2 separate regions of the Homo sapiens genome follow, and region 2 is linked to region 1. The links are chromatin loops, found by intact Hi-C in ENCODE. Cell type or tissue: B cell. All regions are shown on one strand. Each heading gives the region's core, and the rest is flanking DNA. Links, peaks and the distances in the headings are about the cores only.

Region 1 (15,172 bases), core at 3,200-11,199:
TGTCTCTTCCTCTCTCTGTCTCCTTCTCTTTGTCTGTCTGTTTCTTCCTCTCTGTCTCTCTTTCTCTGTCTCTTTCTCTCTTTCCTTTCTGCTGCCTCTGCCAGCTATTTATGCTGCTGTTCTCTCCTCTCCTTTCCCTTCTGATGGCTTTGGTGGTGTAAGACTGCCACCTCCTTGGGTTTTTGCACTGCGTGCAATAACTCCATGGTTTCCTTGTGATATTTAATGGGGGTTCCCCCAGAGGTTAGGAACTCCCTTTCTTTCCATATTGCAGCATGGGCATGTAGGATTAGATAAGCATACTTGCTATCTGTATACACATTTATTCTTCTTCCCTTTCCCAGTTCTAAGGCTTGGGTAAGTGCCACTAGTTCTGCTAACTGGGCTCTGGTCCCTGGGGGAAGAGGCTTACTTTCAAGTACTGTTACTATGGCGTAACCTGTCCTTCGTATCCCATTCTCCACAAATGAACTTTCATTGCTGTATAGGTTAAGGTCAGGAATAACTAAGGGGACTTCTTGGGTGGCATAAGTCTGGACTATAATTAGTTGGCAGTCATGCTCGATTGGTTCCCCATCCTCTGGGAGAAAAGTGGCAGGGTTGAGGGTCACACACAAGCATATTTGAAGCACTGGTCCCTCAAGGAGTAGCACCTGGTATCTAAGGAGGCAGTTGTCTGATAGCCATAAACTTCCTTTGGCACCCAGTATGCCATTTACATCATGAGTAGTCCAGACAGTGAGATCCTTTCCTTGTATTATTTTGATAGCCTCTGACACTAAGATGGCCACCATCACAACTACCTGTAAACAGTGAGGCCAGCCTTTTGCTACCATATCAAGTTCCTTACTTAGGTATGCCACTGGTTGTGGGGTTGTCCCACGAGTCTGAGTAAGGACACTAAGAGCTATTCCTGCTCTCTCTGTGATGTATAAAGAAAAGTTTCATCCTGTGGGAAGGCTTAAGGCTAGAGCTAGAGTTTGTTTCTTCCAATGCCCAGTCTTCAGGGTTGATTCCCTCCTCAAGCAGGGGACAATAAATGGGTAACTTGTTCCTCATATTCATGTAGATAATAGCTCCAGCTTTGGCTAATATATCCTTCCCCAATAAGGGTATGGGACTTTCAGGCATAACAAGAAAGGCATGTGAAAAGAGCAGTCTCCCAGTTACAACTGAGGAGGTGGGAGAAATACCTGGTTACAGGCTGTCCCAGGATTCCTCGGATGGTAACGGACCTTGAGGACAGCTGTCTGGGACAGGAGATTAACACTGAGAAGGCTGCACCAGTGTCCAGGAGGAAGTCAATTTCCTGACCCCCCAGTGGTTAAATGTACCTGGGGCTCAGTGAGGGTGATGACATGAGCTGGCACTTGCCCCAGGCACCCTCAATTCTGTTGTTGGATCATCTGGTTGGGGGCTTCTGGCCCAGAGAACCTTTGTCCTCTGGGGCAGTGCACCTTCCAGTGATTGCCTCGGCATAGTGAACATGGATGAGGGGGCAGCTTGTTTCTCATTGGACAATCTTTTTAAAAGTGTCCTTGCAAACCACACTGATAATAAGCCCCACCAGGTGATTGGTCTACTCCATTTTCTGTCCTCTTTGAACCACCAAGGTTTGTTTATCTGAGGGCCATGACTAAGGCTGTGGCCTTTCTCTGATCTCGCTTTTCCTGTCCCTCTTGGTCCCTATTACAGAACACGGAGGTTGCCAGGTTTAATAATGCCTCCAGATTTTGTTCAGGGCCCAGGGCTCACTTTTGAAGCTTTCTCCTGATATCTGTGGCTGATTGGGTAATAAACTTATCTTTTAGGATCAGTTGACTGTTGAGGGAGTCACAGGGGAGAGTATATTTCCTTAAGGCCTCCCGTAGCCGCTCGAGGAAGGCAGAAGGATTTTCTTCCTTTCTCTGAGTTATGGTGGACATCATTAAATAATTCATGGGCTTTTCCCTAATTCTCCTTAGTCCTTCTAGAACACAGGTCAACAGATGTTTGTGACTCCAGTCCCCATGATCTGAGTCAAGGTCCCATTGGGGATCCATACTGGGGACGGCTTGCTGACTGGTAGGGAATTTGTCCTTTTCTTCGGCTGTCATTCTATCATTTACTTGACTAAGATACCAGGTATATCCAAACTCTTGGGATGCAGCTAAAGCTGCATTCTTTTCATTAAAGGCCAGGGTTTGATCTAATAGCATGACTTCTCTCCAAGTGAGGTCAAAGGTTTGCCCTAGACCCTGTAGGACATCTATATATCTATCAGGATCATCTGAAAGCTTCTCCAGGTCTGCCTTGATCTGCTTTAAATCAGAGAGGGAAAGGGGGACATGTACCTGGGTTGGGCCAAATTCCCCTCCCCCTACAGCTTGAAGGGGACATAACTGATAGCCCAGGGGCTTTTGTGGTCCTTTGGAGACTTCTTTGCTTATTTCCTTCTGGGCAGGGGAGATTAGAGGAGGCTTATCATTAATAGGAAGGGGAGCTATAGGGAGACTAGGATATGGAGGTAAACTGAGAGGTCCTCCTGTGGGATGTAAATTGCAATCTTTGCATAGTTGAGGATTCACCTTCAATGAAAAGAAAGCTTGAACTAAGGTACTTCACTCCATTTGCCTTCCCTCTTACAGAAAAGGTCAAGCTGCAGGATAGTTTTGTAATTTATATGTCCCTCAGGTGGCCATTTTGGCCATTTTTCCCCACCAGAGAGAGAATACTGGGGCCAGGCCATAATGCAGAAAAAAATGATCCATCTCTTTTTCAGGGTCTGTGGGTCAAATTGGTCCCAATAGCTTAGGATGCATTTCAAGGGTGAGCCTGTTGGTGCCCGAGTGTTTCCCACCTGAAAGACAAAACTGCCTGCGGTTTTGGTTTGTTTGTTTTTCCCCCTGCCCAAGAACCTGCAATGGTCCCTGGACCCTGCTGATCAGAATAGTTGTGCTCACCGACACAGCAGCAGAAACACCTCTTGCCCAAGAACTCACAATGGTCCCTGGATCCTGCTGATTGGAATAGTTGCACTCACTGACACAGCAGTAGAAACACTAGTTTTCCTCCTAGACCACAAGGAGGGCCAAGGAAGGTCGGATTTAGTGGCCCTTACCGACGCATTCTCGAAAACCTGCACCCTTGCCTGTCTTCTGAGACCACAAAGAGGACCGAGAAAAATCGGATTTAGTGGCCCTTACTGATGCATTCTCGAAAACCTGTTAGAGTCCTAAGCATTCTTCTATGAGTATTGGGACTTTACCCCTGTCCTATAAAGATGTTATGCCACCAAAATGAAGTGAACGTCCATACCCTGAGGGAGGGAAGGGATCTCCAGGGTTGGAAGAGTGATGCCTTTTGTCCTCACTTGAATAGGAAGGATATCATTTCTGAAGCTTCCCATATCCTAGCTTCAGGAATAGGTTTTGTTAGGCCTGCTAGTCTGAGGAGGGATCCTAAAATTCCAGATCGTCCCCCACCTTGATGGGACTTTGGACAAAAATTATGTCTTTCTGATTGGTGAGCCCAAGTGCCTAAAGAAGGGAATAGAGTCCTGATCTTATAGGAGAAACTAGAAAAGCACCAGAGGCAGGGAGTGGTTTTTAGACGTGGGACTAGCCTCAGAGAAGAGAGGCAAGAGGAAGTTTGTCTGACAGGCGTTGGGACCCAGGAGGCAAGGGTCAGGATAGATAGGATAGATGGGTGAGTCTCGCTTGGGCAACATGACTTTGAGAGTTCTGCTCATGGCTGCAGGGTCAACCAACTTGTTGTTGGGACCCCCAGAGCTGAATAACTTTTCTCTCTGTTGACCCTCAGCTCAGCCCAGAAGTACAGGAAAACTGGAAGCTGGTTCCAGGAAAACCAACGCTCCCAACTCCGAAGAGTCACGGGTTGTTAGAGAGCCCTTTCCCAGAAAGCCTGACACCTGTGTCTTTAGTCTGGCAGCCACGCTACTTGCTTTTAACTGGCTGACAGATGCCCGGTATTTAGCCCCTGAATTCTAAGGAAAAATAGGACAGAATAGGAAGTGAAAGGGGTCCGATGGTACTCATCGCTTGGTGATAGTCCCATCTGGGTCACCAAAATGTGTCCGGAATTTATTCTTCCCAGTGGGTTCTTGGTCTCGCTGACCTCAAGAATGAAGCCATGGACCCTTGCAGTGAGTGTTACAGCTCTTAAAGATGGTGTGTCCGGAGTTTGTTCCTTCAGAAGTTCAGATGTATCCAGAGTTTCTTCCTTCTGGTGGGTTCGTGGTCTTGGTGACTTCAGGAGTGAAGACCTTTGCAGTGAGTGTTACAGCTCTTAAAGGTGGTGCGTCCGGAGTTGTTTGTTCCTCCCGGTGGGTTCGTGGCCTTGCTGACTTCAGGAATGAAGCCACAGACTCTTGCAGTGAGTGTTACAGCTCATAAAGGTAGTGCGGACCCAAAGAATGAGCAGCACCAAGATTTATTATGAAGAGCGAAAGAACAAAGCTTCCAAAGCGTGGAAGGGGACCCGAGCGGGTTGCCACTGCTGGCTGGAGTGGCCAGCTTTTATTCCCTTATTTGTCCCCGCCCACATCCTGCTGATTGGTCCATTTTACAGAGTGCTGATTGGTCCATTTCATAGAGTGCTGATTGCTGCGCTTACAATCCTTTAGCTAGACCCAGAGCACTGACTGGTGCGTTTTTACAGAGTGCTGATTGGTGCATTTACAATCTTTTAGCTAGACACAGAGTGCTGATTGGTGCATTTTTACAGGGTGCTGATTGGTGCATTTACAATCCTTTAGCTAGACACAGAGTGCTGATTGGTGCGTTTTTACAGAGTGCTGATTGGTGCATTTAGAATCCTTTAGCTAGACACAGAGCGCTGATTGGTCCATTTTACAGAGTGCTGATTGGTGCATTTTTACAGAGTGCTGATTGATGCATTTACAATCCTTTAGCTAGACACAAAAGTTCTCCAAGTCCCCACCCAACCCAGAAGCCCAGCTGGCTTCACCTCTCAATCCCAGCACTTTGGGAGGCCGAGGTGGGTGGATTACAAGGTCAGGAGTTTGAGACCAGCCTGGCCAACATGGTGAAACCTGTCTCTACTAAAAAAATACAAAAATTAGCTGGGCATGGTGGCATGTGCCTGTAATCCCAGTTACTCAGGAGGCTGAGGCAGGAGAAATGCTTCAACCCGGGAGGTGGAAGTTGCAGTGAGCTGAGATTGCACCACTGCACTCCAGGCTGGGCAACAGGGTGAGACTCTGTCTCAAAAAAAACAAAACAAACAAACAAACAGACAAAAAATCACCTGCTCCAGTGACATTTAGACGAGAGAGAAGAAAGAAATACAGAAAGACAACATTTACTCTAAACAGAGTCACTTTTAACTGGCAACTTTAAGACTCTATTTCTGCCTCTGCTTCCACAAGAAAGAGGATTTGAGAGCAAGGTAAGACCATTAGAGAAAATAATCTACACTTCTATAGCAACATTCTTTTGTAGTGTGCTAAATTACATATGTCATTGTACTTTGATGACTGTAATTTCTAATCTGTATTGCCTCTCATTCACATTCGAGTCATTTATTTGGGTACTTACTGTAGTAGGCATTAGCATTTACCTATCCCCATTGACTCTGGTCTAGGACTAGCCAATATCCAGTTTTGAGTCTAGGGAGTGGACTATTGCCTTCCCAGCAATGGCTGAGAGAGGCTTAATTCTCTCTCATATTGTGGGCCTGTGGGTGAATGCACTTCCTTTTAGGTTATAAGTGAGTTAATTATTTTTCTTTTTTTTGAGATAGAGTCTCACTCTGTCACCCACGCTGGAGTGCAGTGGCATGATCTCAGCTCACTGCAACCTCCACCTCCCAGATTCAAGCAATTCTCCTGCCTCAGCCTCCTGAGTAGCCGGGATTACAGGCATATGCCACCAAGTCTGGCTAATTTTTTTGAATTTTTAGTAGAGACGGGGTTTCACCTTATTGGCCAGGCTGGTCTTGAGCTCCTGACCTTGTGATCCACCCACATCGACCTCCCAAAGTGCTGGGATTACAGGAATGAACCACTGCACCTGGCCAAGTGAGTTAATTATGCACTTACATTTCTGAAAGTAAGAGTGAGACAGGAGAATAGGGTCTGCAGGCAGGGAATTCATGCTGATTTCCTAGAACTAAATCAAATGGAAACACTTCAGCTATGACAGGAAAGATCCTCTCTGTTTACATAGGAAGCAAACCAAGTAAATGTTCTTGTAGCTTTACTTCATCTTCTTCATTTACATAGCACGTACACCAGGTAACCAATGGAAACCTCTAGAGGGTATTTGAACCCCAGACAATTCTGTAATGGAGCTCTTGAAGGCTCTATGCTCGGGTCTGCTCCCACCCTGTGAAGTATACTTTCATTTTCAGTAAATCTCTGCTTTTGTTGCTTCATTCTTTCCTTGCTTTGTGTGTTTTGTCCAATGCTTTGTTCAAGACACAAAGGACCTGGACACCTTTCACTAGAAACAAGAGTAATGTGCTCTGCCTCTTTATTTTTATTTTTTTAGGCTTAAAAAATTAAACAGAAGAGCAAGCTTATTGGGCTAAACAAGAGAGATTACAATGGAATATTGAAACAGATATCCAGCCATGGTGATCTGGGAACTTGCTCCAAGGTGGAGCTAGTGAAGGAGTGAATGCACAGCTCAATAGGCTTCCTCAGTGGATCTGTTTGAAGAAGTTTGGTTATTCTCTGTTTCTGTAGCTGCATCAGCTTCTCCTGCAGGGTACAGGAGTGTGAAGACCAAAGTTTAAGGAGTTGCAGTACAGGTTTACCCTTGAATTGTGGATTACCAAGTGGCCGTGCTGGAGGCTTACTTTTACACCTTGGTCTATGCTTGCATTCGAAATGTCCAGGGGCTTTCTTGTGACCCGAAAGCAAAGAAGCTTGTCCTTTGTTTAAACCAGGCACAGTAGCAGGAGTAGATGCGCCAAGGGCAGAGAGGTGTGTCAGGTGCTGGCAGGGTGGCTTGGGACCGAGAATTGGGCCTCACCTCTAGGCATTTCATCCCATAGTAGGAGGCTGCACTGAGTTGGTTGAGGTCCTGGCCCAAGGACGTGCCCTTGGTAGACTGCACCTCTTATCACAAGAGCTTTCTTATCTTTGGCTCCTGTGCTCTCAGAGCTTGTCTCTATGAGTTTTAGTGAGCATCAGAATTCAGCGGTCAAACCTAAGGTAGATGTGGACAAATGGCTAAGAGAGCAAGGTGCTAGTTTAGGGATGAGCTGTCAATGGAAGGATGTGCTTTTTGAAATTTTAGGCTTGTGTTACAGAGAGATTTTTCTTGCTACAGACACCTGAGTGGTCTCTGGTTTTCTCTTGTGAGGAGGCATGCCCCGCCCCCTTGTGGCGGCCTCAGGAGTGAGAAATCAGGAACTACCCAGTTGGAGAAGTAACCTGCACTCTCAGCAATGCGGAAAGAAACCAGCCGGCAACCTGGGGCAAAGGATCCTCACATACTGTGGTGACGGCTCTGTGCACAGACCAAGGAAGGAGAAGCCATGAGAGCCAGTAAAATACTTCCTTGGTGGTCAAATTCTGGAGGGCTGAATGTGTGTGTGCATGAATGAGCACAAACAACCCTGCTTGCAGTGTTGTTTGTGTGGATGGTGACAAGTCCTACTGCTGGAGTAAGGGGGTCCTCTCTGCGGTTCTGTGGCTACCTCATATGGCTTAGGGCAGATCATGCTGTGGGATTTATACTGGCATGCCAACTCTAAGAGGGGCCTAATTCTCCCTTGGGGGAGTGACCAGAGAGGACAACACGAGTGGGAAGTGTGCAAGGGACCTTCAGAGGGGGAAAGGGAGGACACAGGTCCACCTCCCAGGGCAGGCAAGGCAAGACACCCCCTGGTTTGAGGGGTAGAACCTTCTGGGACAGGCAAGGCAAGGCATCCCTGGTGTTGTGGGAAGTCAGGGACCCCAAACAGAGGGACTGGCTGAAGCCATGGCAGAAGAACATAAATTGTGAAGATTTCATGGACATTTATTAGTTCCCCAGATTAATACTTTTATAACTTCTTACGCCTGTCTTTACTGCAATCTCCAAACATAAACTGTGAAGATTTCATGGACACTTATCACTTCCCCAATCAATACCCTTGTGATTTCCTATGTCTGTCTTTACTTTAATCTCTTAATCCCATCATCTTTGTAAGCTGAGGAGGAGGTATGTTGCCTCAGGACCCTGTGATGATTGCATTAACTGCACAAATTGTTTGTAGAGCACATGTGTTTGAACAATATGAAATCTGGACACCTTGAAAAAAGAACAGGATAACAACAACATTCAGGGAACAAGAGAGATAACCTTAAACTCTGACTGCTGGTGAGCCAGGTGGAACAGAGCCATATTTCTCTTCTTTCAAAAGCAAATGGGAGAAATATTGCTGAATTCTTTTCCTCAGCAAAGAACATCCCTGAGAAAGAGAATGTGTCCCTGAGGGTAGGCATCTAAAATGGCCACTTCAGCCGTCTTTTATGGTCGAAGCGGTAGGGATGAAAAAAGCCCCAGTATCCCGTAGTGCTCCTAGGCTTATTAGGACTAGGAAATTCCCGCCTAATAAGTTTTGGTCAGACCAGTTTTCTGCTTTCAAACCCTGTCTCCTGATAAGATGTTATCAATGACAATGCGTACCCGAAACTTCATTAGCAATTTTAATTTTGTCCCGGTCCTGTGGTCCTGTGATCTCGCCCTGCCTCCATTTCCCTTGGGATATTCTATTACCTCATGAAGCACATGATCTCTGTGACCCACACCCTATTCGTACACTCCCTCCTCTTTTGAAAATCACTAATAAAAACTTGCTGGTTTTAAGGCTCAGGGGGCATCATGGAACCTGTTGACATGTGATGTCTCCCCTGGACACCCAGGTTTAAAATTTCTCTCTTTTGTACTCTGTCCCTTTATTTCTCAGACCGGCTGACACTTAGGGAAAATAGAAAAGAACTTACGTGAAATATCGGGGGTGAATTTTGCCCAATATCTGGCTGAATTTCTCCCAATATCACGAGTGGGAAGCGTGCAAGGGACCTTCAGAGGGGGAAAGGGAGGAAACAGGGCCACTTCCCAGGGCAGGCAAAGAAAGACACCCCCTGGTTTGAGGGGTTGAGCCTTCTGGGACAGGCAAGGCAAGACACTCCCTGGTTTGAGGGGTTGAGACTTCCGGGACAGGCAAGGCAAGACATCCCTGGTTTGAGGGGTTGAGACTTCTGGGGCAGGAAAGGCAAGACACCCCTTGGTTTGAGGGGTTGAGCATTCCATGACAGGCAAGGCAAGACATCCCTGGTTTGAGGGGTTGAGCTTTCCACATATTTCAGGGGGTTGAACCTCACACAAACCTCCAGTAGTAAGAAAAATATTCAGAACTCCCCTTTCCTTTCTTCTCAGGGGAAGAAAGAGTAGCTCCACTCCTGCCAGTCCCCCCCAGGGAAGGGGGAAGGACAGGGGAGAACAGCAGCATAAGCAGCTGGCAGAGGCAGGGAAAGACCAGCAGAGAGGAAAGAGAAATTGGGAGAGGAAGTCAGAGAGAAAGAGACAGAGAGTCAAAGAGAGAGAGAGAGAAAGATACAGAGGTCAAAGAGGGAGTCAGAGAGAGAGAGAAAGAGTGAAAGAGACAGAGAGTCAAAGAAGAGAGAGAAAGAGAGAGGCAGAGAGAGAGAAAGATACAGAGAGTCAAAGAGGGAGTCAGAGAGAGACAGAAAGAGATAAAAAGACAGAGAGTCAAAGAGAGAGAGAGAGAAAGAGAGAGGCAGAGAGAAAGAGACACAGAGACAAAGAGAGAGAAAGAGACAGAGAGTCAAAGAGAGAGAGAGAGAAAGAGAGAGGCAGAGAGAAAGAGACACAGAGACAAAGAGAGAGAAAGAGACAGAGAGTCAAAGAGAGAAAGAGAGAGATAGAAGTAGTAAAGAGAAAACAGTGTACCCTTGTCCTTTAAAAGCTAGGGTGAATTTAAGACCTATAATTGATAATTAAAGGTCCTCTCCATGACCCTATAACACTCCAATACCAGCTTGTTGTCAGCGTAAACAAGGGCATAGCCTGAAAGCACTGAGGCCACTAACAACCCATAGCCTTCCTATCAAAAACCCTTAACTCAGTAACCCGTGGATGGCCCAAATGCATTCACTCTGTAGCAGCAACTGCTTTGCTAAAGGAAGAAAGTAGAAAAATAACTTTTAGAGGAAACCTCAATGTGAGCACACCTCACCAGTTCAGAACTATCCTAAGTCAAAAAAGCGAAAAGGTGGCTTACTAACTCAAAAATCTTAAGGTATGGGGCTATTCTGTTAGAAAAAGATGATTTAACATTAACCACTGATAATTCCCTTAACCCAGCAGGTTTCCTAACAGGGGATCTAAATCATAATTAATTACCATACAAAGATCAGACCAGACATAGAAGGAACTCCCTTCAGGACAGGATGATAGATGGTTCCTCCCGGGTGACTGAGGGAAAAAACCACAGTGGGTATTCAGTAAGTGATAGGGAAACTTTTGTAGAAGAAGGGTTGGGAAAATTGCCTAATAGTTGGTAAGCTGTTTGCACTCAGATAAGCCTTAAAGTACTTACAGAATCAGGAAGGGGTCATCTATACCAATTCTAAGTTAATTTAAACTAAACAAAGTGTTATTAGTAGCAAAGGATAATTGAAGTCCCAAACTTACAAGGTTTTCAATAAAGGTAAAGTTTGCTAAAAGTTAGCAGTGTAACCTGTATTCTCCTAACTTTTAATCTTGTGGCCTTAGGCAGTCTAGTCCACAGACATGAAGGAAGTTTGCTTTGGAAAAGAATGGTTATCATCTTTGGGAAAAAAAAACGGGGGGGAGAATTTATGTAAAAAGAAAGTTACGTGGTAGAGAGATCTGTTCCAAGATGGCTGAATCGGAACAGCTTCGGTCTGCAGTGCCCAGCGTGACTGATGCAGAAGATGGGTGATTTCTGCATTTCCAATTGAGGTACCTGGTTAATCTCACTGGGACTGGCTGGACAGTTGGTGCAGCCCACAGAGGGCGAGCTGAAGCAGGGCAGGGCATTGCCTCACCCGGAAAGTGTGATGGGTAGGGGGATTTCCCTTTCTTAGCCAAGGGAAGCTGGGACAAACTGTACCTGGAAAAACAGGACACTCCCACCCAAATACTGCACTTTTCCCAAGGTCTTAGCAACTGGCAGACAAGTGCTATTGCTGAGGCTCGAGTAGGTAAACAAAGTGGCTGGGAATTTCGAACTGGGTGGAGCCCACTGCAGCTCAGCAAAGCCTACTGCCTCTAGACTCCACCTCTGTGGGCAGGGCTTAGCTGAATAAAAGGCAGCAGACAACTTCTGCAGACTTAAATGTTCCTGTCTGACAGCTCTGAAGAGAGCAGTGGTTCTCCCAACATGGCATTTGAGCTCTGAGAATGGACAGACTGCCTCCTCAAGTGGGTCCCTGAACCCTGTGTAGTCTAACTCAGATACATCTCCCAGTAGGGGCCGACAGACGCCTCATGTAGGTGGGTGCCCCTCTGGGATGAAGCTGTTCTGCAATATTTGCTGTTCTGCAGCCTCTGCTGGTGATACCCAGGCAAACAGGTAAACAGGGTTTGGAAGAGACCTCCAACAAACTTCAACAGCTCTGCAGCTGAGGGACCTGACCGTGAAAAGGAAAACTAACAAACAGAAAGCAATAGCACAACATAAACAAAAAGGACATCTACACCAAAACCCTATCTGCAGGTCACCAACATCAAAGACCAAAGGTAGATAAAACCACAAAGATGGGAAGAAACCAGAGCAGAAAAGCTGAAAATTCTAAAAATCAAGTGTCTCTTCTCCTCCAAAGGATCACAGGTCCTCACCAGCAATAGAACAAAGCTGGACAAAGAATGACTTTGACAAGCTGACAGAAGTAGGCTTCAGAAGGTTGGTAATAACAAACTTCTCTGAGCTAAAGGAGCATGTTCGAACCTATCGCAAGGAAGCTAAAAACCTTGAAAAAAGGTTAGACGAATGGCTAACTAGAATAAACAGTGTAGAGAAGACCTTAAATGACCTGATGGAGCCGAAAACCATGGCATGAGAACTTTGTGACACACGCAGAAGCTTCAATAGCTGATTTGATCAAGTGGAAGAAAGGGTATCAGTGATTGAAGATCAAATTAATGAAATAAAGTGAGAAGACAAGGTTAGAGAAAAAAGAGTAAAAAGAAATGAGCAAAGCCTCCAAGAAATATGGGACTATGTGAAAATACCAAATCTACGTTTGATAGGTGTACCTGAAAGTGATGGGGAGAATGGAACCAAGTTGGAAAACACTCTGCAGGATATTATCCAGGAGAACTTCCCCAACCTAGCAAGACAGGCCAACATTCAAATTCAGGAAATACAGAGAACACCACAAAGATACTCCTCGAGAAGAGCAACCCCAAGACACATAATTGTCAGATTAACCAAAGTTGAAATGACGGAAAACATTAAGGGCAGCCAGAGAGAAAGGTCGGGTTCCCACAAAGGGAAGCCCATTGGACTAATAGCAGAACTCTCGGCAGAAACCCTACAAGCCGGAAGAGAGTGGAGGCCAATATTCAACATCCTTAAAGAAAAGAATTTTCAACCCAGAATTTCATATCCAGCCAAACTAAGCTTCATAAGTGAAGGAGAAATAAAATCCTTTACAGACAAGCAAATGCTGAGAGATTTTGTCACCACCAGGCCTGCCTTACAAGAAAGAGCTCCTGGAGGAAGCACTAAACATGGAAAGGAACAACTGGTACCAGCCACTGCAAAAACATGCCAAATTGTAAAGACCATCAATGCTAGGAAGAAACTGCATCAACTAATGAGCAAAATAACCAGCTAACATCATAATGACAGGATCAAATTCACACATAACAATATTAACCTTAAATGTAAATGGGCTAACTGCCCCAATTAAAAGACACGGACTGGCAAATTGGATAAAGAGTCAAGACCCATCAGTGTGCTGTATTCAGGAGACCCATCTCACATGCAAAGATACACATAGGCTCAAAATAAAGGGATGGAGGAAGATCTACCAAGCAAATGAAAAGCAAAGAAAAGCAGGGGTTGCAATCCTAGTCTCTGATAAAACAGACTTTAAACCAACAAAGATCAAAAGAGACAAAGAAGGCCATTACATAATGGTAAAGGGATCAATTCAACAAGAAGAGCTAATTATTCTAAATATGCACCCAATACAGGAGCACCCAGATTCATAAAGCTAGTCCTTAGAGACCTACAAAGACACTTAGACTCCCACACAATAATAATGGGAGACTTTAACACCCCACTGTCAATATTAGACAGATCAACGAGACAGAAGGTTAACAACGATACCCAGGGCTTGAACTCAGCTCTGCACCAAGCAGACCTAATAGACATCTACAGAACTCTCCACCCCAAATCAACAGAATATACATTTTTCTCAGCACCACATTGCACTTATTCTAAAATTGACCACATAGTTGGAAGTAAAGCACTCCTTAGCAAGTGCAAAAGAACAGAAATTACAACAGTCTCTCCAACTGCAGTGCAATGAAATTAGAACTCAGGATGAAGAAACTCACTCAAAACCGCACAACTACATGGAAACTGAACAACTTGTTCCTGAATGACTACTGGGTAAATAATGAAATGAAGGCAGAAATAAAGATGTTCTTTGAAAGCAATGAGAAAAAAGACACAATGTACCAGAATCTCTGGGACACATTTAAAGCAGTGTGTAGAAGGAAATTTATAGCACTAAATGCCCACAAGAGAAAGCAGGAAAGATCTAAAATTTACACCCTAACATCATGGTGAAAAGAACTAGAGAAGCAAGAGCAAACAAATTCAAAAGCTAGCAGAAGGCAAGAAATAACTAAAATCAGAGCAGAACTGAAAGATACAGAGATACAAAAAACTCTTCAAAAAATCAATGGATCCAGGAGCTGGTTTTTTGAAAAGATCAACAAAATTGATAGACTGCTAGCAAGACTAATAAAGAAGAAAAGAGAGAAGAATCAAATTGACACAATAAAAAATGATAAAGGGGATATCACCACCAATCACACAGAAATACAAACTACCATCAAAGAATACTATAATCACCTCTACAAAAATAAAGTAGAAAATCTAGAGGAAATGGGTAAATTCCTGGACACATACACCCTCCCAAGACTAAACCAGGAAGAAGTTGAATCTCTGGATAGACAAATAACAGGCTCTGAAATTGAGGCAATAATTAATAGTCTACCAACCAAAAAAAAAAAAAAATGTCCAGGACCAGATGGATTCACAGCCAAATTCTACCAGAGGTACAAAGAGGAGTTGGTACCATTCCTTCTGAAACTATTCCAATCAATAGAAAAAGAGGGAATCCTCCCTAACTCATTTTATGAGGCCAACATCATCCTGATACCAAAGCCTGGCAGAGACAAAACAAAAAAAGAGAATTTTAGACCAATATCCCTGATGAACATCGATGTGAAAATCCTCAATAAAATACTGGAAACTGAATCCAGCAGCACATCAAAAAGCTCATCCACCATGATCAGGTCAGCTTCATCCCTGGGATGCAAGGCTGGTTCAATGTACACAAATCAATAAACATAATCCATCACATAAACAGAACCAATAATAAAAACCACATGATTATCTCAGTAGATGTAGACAAGGCCTTTGACAAAATTCAACAGCCCTTCATGCTAAAAATTCTCAGTAAACTAGGTATTGATGGAACGTATCTCAAAATAATAAGAGCTATTTATGACAAACCCACAACCAATATCATACTAAATGGGCAAAAACTGGAAGCATTCCCTTTGAAAACCGGCACAAAACAAGGATGCCCTCTCTCACCACTCCTATTCAACATAGTGTTGGAAGTTCTGGCCAGGGCAATCAGGCAAGAGAAAGACATAAAGGGTATTCAATTAGGAAAAGAGGCAGTCAAATTGTCCCTGTTTTCAGATGACATGATTGTATATCTAGAAAACCCCATCGTCTCAGCCCAAAATCTCCTTAAGCTGATAAGCAATTTCAGCAAAGTCTCAGGATACAAAATCAATGTGCAAAAATCACAAGCATTCCTATATACCAATAACAGACAAACAGAGAGCCAAATCATGAGTGAACTCCCATTCACAATTGCTACAAAGAGAATAAAATACCTAAGAATCCAACTTAC
Region 2 (15,172 bases), core at 2,801-10,800, 120 kb before region 1:
TGATAATTGATATTAAAATAATATTATTAGATAAATATTACAGGAAGGCACACTAGTTGTGAACTGATAGCGTTCTTGCAAATGACAGCATTCCCTCTTTCCTGCAGGTTTTCCAGAAGTCTGCCGCCTGTGAACTCTCCTAGGGGAATCTGTATCATTTCCCAAGGGCTTGGTGTTGGCAAGTTTTGTCCCTCACATCTGTTTCTCTCTTTCTGTTTAATTAGCTTTGAAATCTATATTTTTCTCTCTTCTACGTTTCCCACCTTTTTTTTTTTTTTTTTTTGGTTTCCCAGCTGTGTGTGCAGTGCATCATGTAGGCTGTGCCTTCCTGCCTCTTGGCACTGAAAGGTTTCCATTGCATCAGGGTTGGCCTTGGGAGGAGGTCTTAAACAGTTGGCACTTAATAAATGGTCTTGACTGTATAAGCTTTTTTGGTCTTTCTTAAGACCATTCTAGGCTGGGCACAGTGGCTCATGCCTGTAATCCACCACTTTGGGAGGCCGAGGCGGGTAGATCACGAGGTCAGGAGTTGAAGACCAGCCTTTCAGGACGGTGAAACCCCATCTCTACTAAAACTACAAAAATTAGCCAGGTGCAGTGGCAGGTGCCTGTAATCCCAGCTACTCGGGAGGCTGAGGCAGGAGAATCTTTTGAACCCAGGTGGCAGAGTGAGCCAAGATTGTGCCACTGCACTCCAGCCTGGGTTGCAGAGTGAGACTCCATCTCAAAAAAAAAAAAAAAAAAAAGACCATTCTGATATTGCACTGGAAGAGCATCTGAGCCAGCGTGCTCCTTGTTGCTCCATTTGACTCATGCTCTCTCCAGTTATCTATCATAGCCTGGTAAAAAGGCAAAAGCAGTTGTGCATGTATGTGATAAAATTGCTAAACTGTTTCTTGTTAACTGTCAAGTGGCATTGAAGGAGACAGTTATTTACATTTTCAGTTGCTTTTTGTGAAATACAAAGATCAAAGACCTTTACTGCAGTTTCCTCCTCTACTCAAACCACAACTTCCTTCCTCTGTGTTAAAAGCCTCTGCAACATGCATTGGTATTCTACTTTCTCACCTTCAGTGACAAATAATAATTTTATTGTGCCAAGATGAAATGTGGTCACTTGAGGGCTTTTCTGTGGGTGCCTCTGCATCTCTGAATGGACACCTTTGGAAGACACTTACCATACTTTCAGCAGCATTTTTAGTTTTTATTTGTTAAAGGAAAAAAAGACTGTAGAAGTGTTCCTGACTAGATTTCAATCCTTTTTTGGTTTCTGGACCCTTTTGAGAATCTGATGAAAGCTTGAGGGTGGTGATGCTTGTCACAGGGGCAGCTGCCACAGGGGCAGCTGTGGCTCGCTCCAGCACATTCTCCAAAAGGGATTCCCTTTCAACAGTTGTTTAAATAAGATGGCAAGAAGATGGCTCTCAAGACTATAATGAAAAGATAACAATAGAGGAAATGGCAGAAGAGCAGGGTGGGTAGTTCTGCACGTGATCGAAGCATCGGTGTTCAGACTATGGGAGGAGCAGGGGAGGCAATGTGGGAGCATTCAGAGTGACTCCCCACTCACAAAAGACACATCACCCCAGTCTCAGGACATTCTGATAACCCCAAAGCCCATCTAGGGGCTGCTAGGGAGTCTGTGGGCCTCAGGTTGGAAAATTCTGCTCTTGTCTTATTGGCATTTAACATGCGGGCTCAAGAAGTCTGGGGCGGACCATTACCTGAATTTCAGCTCTAATGCTTCCCAAGCGTGAGGCTTTGGCTAGTCAAGTCATTTGCTTCTTTAAGCCACTGTTTTCCCACTGAAAATGGGAAGAAATAAAACCAGACACACAGGACTGTGGAGGGCCAACTGGGATGACCTGAATAAAACATCTGGCACATTGTCACTTAGTAGGATCTCAAAAAGTGGCTGTTCTTTTCCCTTCTTCTGTCCATCTTTGATTTCTTTTATGGGGAGAGGTTTTCTTCCCCAAGGAGATGGTTTTTAGAGCTGTGGAAATCAGCTACATTGAGGCTAATTGTATCTGTCAGAACTCAGATGCATTTGCTGATGTAGAGGTTAGGAAACAGATGTCACTCTTTCGCTCCCTGGACTCCCTCCACAAGATGAGGTACTACGGCTGGTAGACACTGGGCTGAGGCTAGAAACATGGTAAGGTCGTCCTGGGAGAGCCCTGAGTGGAGGGAATTCTGTGCTAATTCCCAGAAATTGAACTTCTCCTAGGACAGTTACCCCAGCAGGGATACTTCGCTGGAGAAGGCCAAAGGCTGTAGGCCAAGGCAGCGCCCACTGGAGGACTACAGGGCACCTCTCACGGTAGGGACAAGGAAGAAGATCTCAGAAAACTTTGAGAGGAGAGAGAGCGAAACCTGGTCTGGGCCAAAGCCTAGTCCTGAAGGCTTATTAAAATGCTTTGAGGCCAGGTGCGGTGGCTCACACCTGTAATCCCAGCACTTTGGGAGGCCGAGGCAGGTAGATCACTTGAGGTCAGGAGTTTGACACCATCCTGGCTAATATGGTAAAACCCTGTCTCTACTAAGAATTAGCTGGGTGTGGTGGCACGTGCCTGTAATCCCAGTTACTTGAGAGGCTGAGGCGGGAGAATTGCTTGAACTGGGGAGGCGGAGGTTACAGTGAGTGGAGATTGCGCCACTGCACTCCAGCTTGGGTGACAGATCGAGACTCCACCAATCAATCAATCAATCAATCAATCAATACATTTCTCTGAGAGCAGGGGTTGGCCCTTCTCTCCCCTGTCTGGTCCCCTTCTCCTTCCCCATACTCTTAAAACCTACTTAAGAGTTTTCAAACAAAAGCATTATACTCCAAAGCCTTAAATATTCCTAGCTTTGTTTTGGTGTTCATTTTATCTGTTTTTTGTTTGTTTTGTTTTGTTTTATTTTTTGAGACAAGGTCTTGCTCTGTTGCCTAGGCTGGAGTGCAATGGCATGATTATACCTCACTGCAGCCTCAACCTCCTGGCCTTGAGCGATCCTCCCACTTCAGCCCCCAGTGTAGTTGGGACTATAGGTACACATCACCACACCTGGCTAATTTTTAAAATTTTTCATAGACATGGGGTCTTGCTATGATGCCCAAGCTGGTCTTGAACCCTTGGGCTCAAGTGATCTTCCTGCCTTGGCCTCCCAAAGTGCTGAGATTACAGGCATGAGTTACTGTGCCCGGCCTTGGTGTTCATTTTAAAGGAAACAAAAGGTTGAAATGGCACTGTGAATTTTGAACAGTCAAATAAATATTAAAAACCCAATGAATGGGCTGGGCGTGGTGGCTCACACCTGTAATCTCAGCACTTTGGGAGGCCAAGGCAGGTGGATCACAAGGTCAGGAGATTGAGACCATCCTGGCTAACATGGTGAAACCCCGTCTCTACTAAAAATACAAAAAATTAACTGGGTGTGGTGGCGCACCTGTGGTCCCAGCTACTTGGGAGGCTGAGGCAGGAGAATCACTTGAACCCAGAAGGTGGAGGTTGCAGTGAGCCAAAATTGCGCCACTGCACTCCAGCCTGGGTGACAGAGTGAGACTCCGTCTCAAAAAAAAAAAAAAAAAAAAATCAGTGAATGAACTCATATCAATGGAACGGGCAAATAAGGTGATTAGCAAGAGCAGAGTAAAATTATTAGGAAGTGCTGATGAAGGGACATTGTGGGTGTTCACCCGTGAAGGAGGGACAAAGCTCTGGTTTATAGAGTTTGAGTGTTAAGCAGAGGAATGAAAGTATCCATAGACCTGTGGTGCTTAACAGCCTAAATGTTCATCAAATTTAACCAAACCTAGTTTAACTAAGGTTAACTTTGTTGCAGTACTACCACAGGATGGACTAGTGTGGAACCATGACAGAAAGAAAAAAGAGCTTTATATATTGACTATGAAAGATACACTATAGTATTAACTTTTAAACTAATGTATATAATATGGTCCTGTTTAAGTAAGAAAGAAGGTGGTAGGGCAAAGGATAGGCATGCTTATTTGGTATTTAAAACTTTGGGAAAAAAAATAACCAAATTATTATCTGGGATTCTAGCTGGGAATGGATTGGGGAGGAGTCTGGTTTGACACAGCAGTTTGAGCCAGAGTTTGGAAACAGAGCTGGATTCAAATTCTGACTCTGCTCTTTCTGCTATTGTAACTTGGCAATTTGCTTAACTACTTTCTTACGTAAAATGGAACTCATCAAAGCACTGACCTCATATCACGAGGATGAAAATAAGATTAAAAAATACTTAGTTCAATGCCTGGCTCATAGTAAGTGGTAAGTGCTCACCATATTTTAATTTTTACATAGAACATGTCTTACTTTTTCATTAGAAAAAAAGAAAATAGAGTTATTTCAGTGGGAAGTAGTGGTTGAGGTTAAGAGGCTTAATGACATACACCGGGACTCAAATGACACCGCCAGAGGGGGCACATTTGTTTAAAGGGAAGAGTGTGAACTTGTAAAGTTTAGGAAATAAGAATGTAGCTGGGCTCGGTGGCTCACGTGTGAAATCCCAGCACACTGGGAGGCCAAGGCAGGGTGGATCCCTTGAGCTCAGGAGTTCGAGACTACCCTGAGCAATATGGTGAAACCCTGTCCCTGCAAAAAATACAAAAAAAAAAAAAAAAAAAAAAGAATATGAAGATCTACATTCAGAAGGAAAATGTTGGGTAACTACAGTGAAAGAATACCAAAGGGCAGAGGTTAGCTCTCAGATCATGCAGAATAGGCAAATGTGGTAATTAAAAGTTCTGTAGATTCTGAATAGAATGTACATTTTTAAAAGGGAAAATGAAGTTCACTAGGATAATCTGTACTTGGGAAAATAGGCTATCTAATAAAAACCGGGACAAATACTTGTTTTGATTATTATTATAATCCTTACTTGGCTTAATATTAAGAAGGGTTAAATTATATTAAAAGAACCTCAATGAAGATGGGGAAGAATTACACTGAGAAGATATTATATGCAGTGAAAATGGTTGACAGTGCTTCAGAAATTTCCAGAACAATTGGGTAAGAGTGGTCAGCTTCGTATTTGTCATTTTTGTTATAGATAATTAGTTCAAAGCCAAGAATCTATATTTGAGTTCAAGACTACTTAACAGCTCCAAAGAAAATTCTTCTGCTTATTTTAAAAGCCCACTTTTTGAAATCTGCCACAAGCTCAAAGGAGTTTTACAGAAACCTTAAAGGTACTTGGAAGTCTGAGGGCACTCAGCTTGTAATGAAACATGAGGCTTTGGGGGCCAGGGTGGAGGGAGAGAAGGAAGGGGAGTAGGTTTTGCTTTCACTTTCTTGAGACCACCATTGCCAGAGCTGCCAAACCCCCAAATCCAGAGATGTTATACTGTTCCTAAGGGTCTCATAATAGGCACGGGCTTTGACATTTTCTTTTATTTTAAAGATGCCCTACAACAGGGAAGATATGCATTTGCTAAAGTTTAGTACTTGCCAAAATATGATAGCCTCCTTTTTAACAAATGATGTTTATTAATAGAATTGTCAGTACCTTTAATAATTTCATGGAAGTACAAATTATGTGTGCTTATTTTAAATTCTGGGACTGGTATGTTGTGAAGCAGCCTTAAGATGGAATGCTTTTATTTGGTACATATAAACATAATGTGATCCTTGTGCTTAAGAAGTTTATACACTAGCTGGAGCAACAAGGCTCAAGCACATGAAACATTTTGCATCTCACTTAGCTTTTGAATTAAGTGCTAAAGTGTATGCTGCTGACCAATTCATTTATTCAGCAAATATTAAAGTGCTTATTATTCACTAGGCATTCATGTGTGGGTTTTGAGGTTAAAGGGACAAACAAAATTAAGTTAGTTTTCCTTGCTATAGACAGAGTAAATGCAACTAGCATAAAATCTAGTAGAGGCAGCATAATTACTGGTTAAGAATGACCTGTGTCATGACACATGCCTGGCATTACAATCCCAGCTACTTGGGTGGCTGAGGCAGGAGGATTACTTGAGCCCAGGAATTCGCATCTAGCCTAGGCAATATAGCGAGATGCTGTCTCTAAAAACAAACAAACAAACAAACAAACAAACAAACAAAAAAACCATGTCTGTCGTCTGTTTTGTTCATTTGTGAATCTCCAGCACATGGGACAGGGTCTGGCCAGTGGTAAGCACTCAGTATTAGTTGCTGACTGAATAAATGCTGATAGAAATAGTCCCTGTCCTCTTGGAACTTACAAACTAGTGGTAAGACCAGGTTTTCCCGGATATGTTCATATGTTCTGTGAAATGTTTCCTCTCTCTGTCATATACACATGCACACACACACAAAAACAGACAGATTCAAAGACATACACGGTGCCCTGTGGTCTTGTTGATGGAGTCTGGAACAAAATTTGTGTATCATGCATCCTCTCCATATCCACAAACTTTTCTTCTAACCTTGTCCAACCCAAATCAGTAAGAACTTGAAACACTCACAGGTGGTAGAGTTGAGTTCATATCACTGATTGGGATTTGTTTTTTTGTTTTTGAGAACCAGAGAGACAGTACTGTGTAGTGGTTAAAAGCATCAGCTTTGGAGCCAGAGAGAAATAGGTCCAGGTCCTGGCTTTGCCTTGGATAAATTTCTTAAGACTGCATAAGCCTCAATTACTTTATCTATAAAATGAGGACATTAATAGGACCTGCTTTTCAGTGCTGTCAGGAGTTAGTAAGATTAAAGCATGTATGGCGCATAGTAAAGTACTGTACTCATCCTAACCACTTACTACAAGTTACCAATTATTTATTTTTTTTCATTATTTTCTGTCACCTAGGCTGGAGTGCAGTGGCATGATTTCGGCTTACTGCAGCCTCCACCTCCCGGGTTCAAGCAGTTCTGCTGCTTCAGCCTCCCCAGTAGCTGGGATCACAGGCACTCACCACTACGCCCGGCTAATTTTTGTGTGTGTGTGGTTTTTTGTTTTGTTTTGTTTTGTGTTTTGTTTTTCGAGATGGAGTCTCTCTTTGTTGCCCAGGCTGGAGTGCAGTGGTGCGATCTCAGCTCACTACAAGCTCCGCCTCCGGGGTTCTCACCATTCTCCTGCTTCAGCCTCCTGAGTAGCTGGGACTACAGGTGCCCGCCACCAGGCCCAGCTTATTTTTTGTATTTTTAGTAGGGACAGGGTTTCACCATGTTGGCCAGGCTGGTCTTGAACCCCTGACCTCAAATGATCCACCTATCTTGGCCTCCCAAAGTGCTGGGATTACAGGTATTAGCCATCTCACCTGGCCATAAGTTACTGATAATTCTTATTCCTGAAATGGGAGAAGAATCCTTATTATGTGTGTATGCATGTGTGTGTCTCCTTACTTTTTTCTTATCAAAAAAACAACAGACAATGTGTGTTGGCATAACCAGTAGATTGGCACACATTTGATGAGAATACTGTAGCCACAGTCTAGCTCCCAGGGGAACAGTGCCTTTCAGGGGCAGTGCTGTGCCACTGTCTGCAGAAGTTGGAGTCAGGCCCAGTGTTGTTGAACACACTGAGGAAGCTGGCAGAAGACCCCGAGGTGTAATGGACAGGAGGGAAGCATGTGGGCTGTTCATGACCTTGGAGCTTTTTTACAGGAATCAAGCTTTGCTGTCAGCTCCTGACAGGTTCCTGGTAGTGTCGTCTATCTGAAGATGAACCCCACCTCCACCACCCACACACACAGAAGTCTTGATTGCAGTTCCTGTGTGGGTCCTCTGGGTGTCTTCACACACACAGATTTGTTTATTATTTTAAATGAACTTGGCATTTCTCTGAGGCTGGTTTAATGGTGCCCATTAAAGAGATGGCAGCTCCAGAGTTTCTTCATTGTAGAGCTGGCATTTTACCATGTGAGGAAGTAATTCTGTCTTCCTACCTGTGAGGCTTATTTTCTAAATCTCCAAAACTGGAGTGTTTTTAGTTGCAATGTTAAAGCTGAAATAAATTTTTATGCACTAGTTCCTGTTCACCTAAAAGGGTAAAGAACTTTGCAGATTAGAACTACAGTTGACCTTTTTCTAGTTCTTCCACTTTTTTTTTTTTTTTTTTGAGACAGGATCTTCCTGTGTCACCCAGGCTGAAGTGCAGTGGTGAGATCATAGCTCACTGCAGCCTCTAACTCCTGGGCTCAAGCGATCCTCCCACCTCAGTCTCCTGAGTAGCTGGAACCACAGGTATGTGTCACCATGCCCAGCTAAGTTTCATATTTTTTGTAAGAAACGGTTTCGCCATGTTGCCTAGGCTCTTTTCGAACCCCTGGGTTCAAGTGATCCTCGCATCTCGACCTCCCAAAGTGCTAGGATTACAGGCGTGAGCCGTCACACCTGGCCTTCTCCACTTCTTTCTATGTCCCCTAATCATGTTGATTCTGGTACCAAGATAAAGAAGACCCTAGTGTGGAGAGATACAATGCATTTTTGAGTTGGGTTAAATTGATTAAATGACTTACTTGATGGTATTGATAAACTCTAAGGCAGAGATTCTCACACTTGGCTGCACATTAGAATCTCTTTCAAAAATCCAGGTGCCTCAGGCCTACTCCAGACTAATTAAGTCAAAATCTCTGAGGGTGAGACTCAGGTATCAGTATTTTTAAAACCTCCTCAGATGCTTCCAACATGTAGCCAATTTAAGAACCAGTGCTCGAGAACATGGCTCTCAACTGGGGGCAGTTTTGCCCTGCCCGCAAGAGACATTTGGTAATATCCAAAGACAATTTTAGCAAACTGGGAGGGGTTTGCTGCTGGTATCTAGTGGGTAGAAGACAGAGATGCTTCAAAGCATCCCACAATGCACCCAAAAGCTCCCCATAACAATTATGTGGGCCAAAATATCAGTAGAACCAAGGCTGAGAAACAATGTTCTAGAAAAATCAGGCTGAAGAAATGCCAGAGCAATGTATATGCCTGTTGTGAGGAAATAATAGCATGTAGAACTTTACATTTTTAGCCACCCGGCAAGATAATAAAAAGGAAGTAGTTTTGCCTCTGCCCTTTGAGCCTCTTCTGCGTCTGCCATCATGGAGGCCTGTCCTTGTGGCTGGTGCACCTCCTGGTTCCGATTTCTTGGGTAGGACTTCTTCCTGTAGTCCATAAATTTATTGTACTTGAATGGCTTGGAAGAAGACCCAAGTTAAGAACATTAAACCAATAGAAATTAGCCAAAATAAATAATTTTTAAATATGCTTTTAAATTGTTTGGCCTGATATAAAGTTTTCTAAAATTACAGAATGAACCATTTGAAAGTGATTATATAAGAAATTATATAAGAAATCTGATTCTATGTGCTGTAGAGACTTTTTATTCTTTCTTCCTTTTGATTAGATAAGGGGAGGCTAAGAAAGGCATTTTTTAATTGTATCAAAATCAGTTTTCTTTAATTTTGAGATATTCAGGATGCTTTCATAGCAGGTTATATTGACCTATATTTATCATCAAATATTTACCTTATATGATAATAATAATAATAATTATTATTATTATTATTTGAGATGGAGTCTCACTCTCTTGCCCAGGCTGGAGTGCAGTGGCGCGATTTCGGCTCACTGCAACCTCCACCTCCCAGGTTCAAATGATTCTCCTGCGTCAGCCTCCCAAGTAGCTGGGATTATAGGCATAGGCCACCATGCTGGCTAATTTTTTAATTTTCGTAGAGACGGGGGTTTCACCATGTTGGCCAGGCTGGTCTTGAACTCCTGACCTCAAGTAATCTGCCCGCCTTGGCTCCCAAAGTGCTGGGATTACAGGCGTGAGCTCCTGCACCCAGCCCTACCTTATATAGTTGATATCATGATCTTTATTTCCTTTGGACACATCCACTTTTCCAGAGTGTGGGACACATAAAAGATCTTCGTCATAAATAAGTTGTGTTTTTTTCTTGTATGCAGTTGTCAAATTTAGTCTTTAATCAAGGTGGTGAATTTAATTGACTTACCACCTTGATTAATTATATTAATTAATTATAGTCAAACATTAATTATAGTCAAACTGTTTTCTTCCCCAAAACTGATCAAAGTAGTCACAGCTCTTGAAATGCTCTGAATTCATTGATCTTTTGCAGGTGATTGATTGACACTTCTTTTTTTTTTTCAGTTTGTCCCTTTAAACGGGGATTTCAAGTGGTACCTTTAGTGCTCTATATCAGCCTTTTGTTCTAGAATGGATTTCTTTTTGAGACAGGTCTCCCTCTGTTAGCCAGGCTGGAGTCTGGAGTGCAGTAATGTGATCACAGCTCACTGCAGCCTTGACCTCCTGGGCTCCAGCAATCCTCCCACGTCAGCTTCCTGTGTCGCTGGGACTATATGCATGTGCCATCATGCTTGGCTAATTTTTTTTATTTTTTATTTTTGTAGAGACGGGGTTCCCCTATGTTGCCCAGGCTGGTCTTGAACTCCTTGACTCAAGTGAACCTCGTGCTTCAGTCTCCCAAAATGCTGAGATTACAGACATGAGCCACTGTGCCTAGCCTAGAACTAAATTGATGTACATATGAATCTGGAGTGATACCTGTTATAGTTTTTCAGTTTTTTTTCTTCCTCCCCCCGCATCCTCCTGCCCCCTCCCCTCTCCTGTCCCTCTTCCTGCCCCTCCTCCCCTTCCTCCTCACCATCTCATGAACCCTTGACTCCAGCGTAATGCAGTTTATTAATTCAGAAAACATTTCAGAACCTACCATGTGCATTTTGCATTAATTACTATACTGGTTTTAAAAATTGTTTTAGCCTATTATAGGGTTATTTGAGACACTAAGCCAGTACTCTTACGTGTTTGGGTCCCTTTCACTTCCAGTGGTTGGAATGTTTTAAAATAAGACTAGAAGAATAACAGCTCATATGATATTTGGCATGAATACTCCTTCAGTTTTGGAACAACATACCTGTTTCTTCATTGAATATTAGCAGTGACTCCATAATTCAAGGGATACTTTAATTGTAGTCTAATCCTGGCTTTTGTAACTGTGCTTTTAACTTAATTTATAATTGCATTAAAAGTATTCTTGGCCAGGTGTGGTGGCTGACACCTATAATTCCAGCACTTTGGGAGGTGAAGGCGGGAGAGTCACTTGAACCCAGGAGTTCAAGGCTGCAGTGAGCTGTGATGGCACTACTACACTTCAGCCTGGGCAATGAAGTGAGACCCTGTCCCTGAAATAAGATAAGATGAAATAAAATAATCCGTTTGGATATGTAAACATTTAGGTTTTTCTTCTGGCTTTGGAGTTTGTATTCCAACATGAGGTTTCGAGAAAATAATCAGTTAATACTGTAGAGACCCTTTCCTAAAAACTTGATTTAATGAGAACATTCCAACGTGTGCTTAATAACACGGCAGCTGTTGATGGTCAAATTTTCTCCTATCTGAGAGTCTGAGTGAATGTGCATATGTTGAGTGTGTGGTGTGTATGCGTACACACATGTTGTGGGAGAGTTCTCTGCTAGAATTGGGGAACAAGATGGAGAGAGAGATAATTAAATGAGTGCTTAAGGATTGAGTGGATTAAGTCCAACTAGCCTGGAACCTCTCTGGTTTCTTGGTAACCAGGATTATTATGGGTTATTTCTATGTATATTGGTGCACCTTTTATTCTATTATGCTTGACAGTACCTTCTTTATGTTAAAGAACGCCGAGGTGGATTTGTAGCCCATGTCTAGATATTTTCTAGAATAGAATCTGTTTGTCCATACATGTGAAAAGAACTGGCTTGGTTTAGGAAGTACATAATTAACAAGGTGGGACAGGAGTTACTAGTTTTCGTTTGTTTGAAAGATGTGAAAGAGGGATTAGACATGTTCTGTGTATCCCGAAGGCACAGCACCAGAACCAGTGGATTGAAGCACAGGAAAACAGATTTCTGTTCAGTTCAAGGAGTGTCCGAAGAGATCATGAACCATGGGTTGGTGGTGGGGTGGATGGAGTGTAGAAATTGCCTTTCAGTGGAGGTTGTCAAGACGACTACTGGGAGGGGACACAGGGGATTCAAGTAGTGGACTGGGAGTAGACATTGGACTAGATGATTTTTAAGGTTGATTTCAATCTAGCGACTGTGATTTTTAGGACATATTACATCTCCCGGAAAATGAAAAATGAAGATACATCTGGCAGTTGGGGAATTTCAGATTCATTGGTTCAGGGTCCCTAAAGGCTTTTTCTCTCCAACTTCTTCAAGTCCTCCTGCAATTATATTCTTTCTCTTGCACATCAATTTCTTTCCAGTTATGGAAACATCCCTATCACCATCAGAACATGCCTTTTTATCACCCTTCTTAAAAAACAAGTTAAAGAAATTTCTCTATTCAATGTAGCCTTCCAGCTCTATGGCACTTCTCTCCTGCCCATTCTGGCAGAACTGCTAGAAGACTTGTCTCCTGGGGTGTGTACAATCTCCCCTTCCTGCTGCCCCTCCCCACTCCACTACTCCTCAAAAACCCTTTCTGTTAAGGTCACCAAAGACCTCCATTTTAACAAATCCCATGGCCTGTTCTAGTCCTCATCTTTTTCAGTCTCTCAGTAGTAGTTGGCATCATCCATCCCGGCCCCCTTCTTTTTCTTTTTGTAGTATGACCTTGTAACCACCCCCACCCCCTCACTTCCCTTTGAAGCACTGTCCTGACTTGACTTCCAGGGCATCACATCCCCTTTTTTTCTCCTACCTGAATAACTGTTCTCTCCAAGGGCCTCTACAGATGGAATTGCCCCAGGGCTTAGTCCTTGACTTTCTTCTTCATACTACACTGTCTCTAGGGTTCTTAACCTGCTAAAAAAAAAACAAAAAACGAAAAACAAAAAACTAAAAAAGACTAGACTTGGCTGGGCACGGTGGCTCATGCCTGTAATCCCAACACTCCGGGAGGCCGAGGTGGGCGGATCACAAGGTCAGGAGATTGAGGCCATCCTGTTTAACACGGTGAAACCCCGTCTCTACTAAAAACACAAAAAAACTAGGCGGGCGTGGTGGCCGGTGCCTGTAGTCCCAGCTACTCAGGAGGCTGAGGCAGGAGAATGGTGTGCACCCGGGAGGCGGAGCTTGCAGTGAGCCGAGATCGAGCCACTGCACTCCAGCCTGGGCAACACCGTGAGACTCCATCTCAAAAAAAAGACTAGACTTGGATACCAAGTCTAGTTAATTGAGAACCTTTGGGGAAGACTTGTGGGCATCAGTTTTTGTTTTGTTTTGGTTTGAATTGGTTTTTTTTGTTCATATTTTGTTACTGGGTATACCAGCATACAGCCAAGATTGAGAATCTGGATGATTTCTAGTCCTGGAGGATAAATACAATACTAATAACTTCCAAATTAATGTATTTAACACATTTTTCCCAAACTCCAGATGTGATTATTCTGTTGTCTGTTTTACATTTCCACTAGAAATAGGCATCTTGATTGCATGCCCTTTACCCCACACTGGCTCCTTCCTGGGTTTGCCTTTCGTGCATGCAGCTCTCAGGCCACAAGCCCAGGAGGCATCCTGATTCCTCTGTTCACTCATCACACAGCTCACCTGGCAGCAAGTTCTTTCCACTTGCCCTAGCAAATACGCACATCCTAAATCTCACTGCTTCTCCCACCATCACTTCTCTTCTGGGTAGCCTCAGAAGCCTCCTAACTCCCCTGTGCTCTTGCACTGTCACTCTCAGACAGTCCTTGTGCAATGAGAATGGTCTTATCGCTGATCACAGTCATTCCCTTGCTCCAACCCCCCACGGCTTTCCATTCCAACGGACAAACTCCCCACTCCTTACCAGGAGCTACAGGCTCCCCTTCATGTGGCCTCTGCCCAATTCTGCTACCTAATTTCCTCCCACTCCCTCCTTCCCTGCCTCAGTCAGGCCACACTGACCACCATGCTGTTCCTCAAACTTCCCAAGCTCTTTCCTCCTACTTCAGAGCCTTTGCACACACCCCTCCCTCTGCCTGGAAGCCCCTTCCCTATAGATTGTTCCTTGGCTCTCTCTCTAATTTTTCTCAGGTTTCTGCTCAGATGTTACCCCAGGAGAAAGCCTATCCAAAATGCTCCTCTCTCCCACCCACTCTCTAGCCCCTGCCTCTGGTTTGTTTTTTCCCTCCACAGCGTTTATCTCCACTCAAAATCCTGTTTTTCCAGCTATTTTGTTAGAACTTTTGTCACTGCTCTATCCCCAGCACCATCAGCAGTGCTCACACGCAGTAAATGACCTATACATACTTGTGGCTGAATGATGAAGTGCTACTCCTTGAGGAGTGGTCCCAGGACCTTGGCCCCTTTTCCAGCCTCTGAGCAGACCATGCTGGCTATGGCCAGGATCTCCTGCTAAGTTTATCTCAGAACCTGCTCTCTTCTTGCTGCCTCCCATTTGGCCCCCTGCTGTTTACCAATAACTCCAGAAATACACAGGCGTGGAGAAGTTGAGCAGCCTCTGGCATTTTAATGCTAGGTGGGGACCTTTCACTTCTCTTCCTGACCATTCCAAACGAGTCCATGCTGCTCCCATTTCTGTAGACAGACTGGTCCTCCATAATCCACTTTCCTGATTTTCCTCCCCGTTTTCTCTGTGCCCCTCCTTGGTCTTCTTTGCAGGCTTCTTCCTCTTTGTCCAATATCAAAACGTTGGTATTTCTTAGGCTCCACCTGGATTCTCTGCCCTTCTTATTCGACTCTCTCCCTGGTGATCCCGCCCATTTCTAGGGTTTCAGATTCTCTACATGCCGGTGCCTCCCAAACTTACATTCCAGGCCCAAGCTCTTGTCTAAGTTCTAGACCTGGGTGTCTAGCTAGAAAATGTTCTTTGATGTCTCATAGGCAACTCAAATTTGATGTGAAGAAAGCTGAACTTGCCTTCTCTTTCACTTTTCCCCTTAGTCAATGACCCAGGTAACTATCTCGAAACTTGGAAGGCTGCTGCTTCTGGCCTTACCCCTATGCCCAATCAGTTGTCAGTATAGTCAGTTCTCCCGTGAATAGCTGTACACTCTATATACTGCCTGTCACTGTGCACTGCCACCAACTAAGACCAAGCCACTGCTGCCATCTCTTTCCTAGGTTACTTAAAGGGCAGTTGCACCCCCTACACTTTCTCCAGTCTAACATCCTATGCTGCTATTGGCCTCATAAAATGTCCATCTGATTGCATCATCCTTTGCTTAAAATGCCTCATTAGAGTTTTGATAAAATCTAAACTTTTTAACAGGGCTTAT

What was found. Peaks named below come from ENCODE experiments on the same cell type or tissue, not always from the same donor. Only the 100,000 strongest peaks of a DNase experiment are listed, where the experiment ranks them.
Region 2: a loop joins it to region 1, with 7 times the contacts of the local background. A loop is called at or near these places in 2 of 110 quality-filtered maps.

Annotation. Positions count from the first base shown.
Region 1 is chr5:119,428,304-119,443,475 of GRCh38, forward strand. No RefSeq gene overlaps it. Among named protein-coding and RNA genes, the nearest start is that of HSD17B4, 17 kb to the right of the region's middle. In B cell, for the core only: CTCF peaks have their summits at 7,366 (motif pointing left) and 7,566; DNase peaks (open chromatin) are centred at 7,358 and 11,147; H3K4me3 peaks cover 546 bases; H3K27ac peaks cover 546 bases.
Region 2 is chr5:119,308,129-119,323,300 of GRCh38, forward strand. It overlaps a transcript of TNFAIP8 not described here. Among named protein-coding and RNA genes, the nearest start is that of TNFAIP8, 40 kb to the right of the region's middle. RefSeq lists an enhancer at 10,193-10,452. In B cell, for the core only: CTCF peaks have their summits at 7,727 and 7,937; DNase peaks (open chromatin) are centred at 7,593, 9,015 and 10,323; H3K4me3 peaks cover 983 bases; H3K27ac peaks cover 7,538 bases.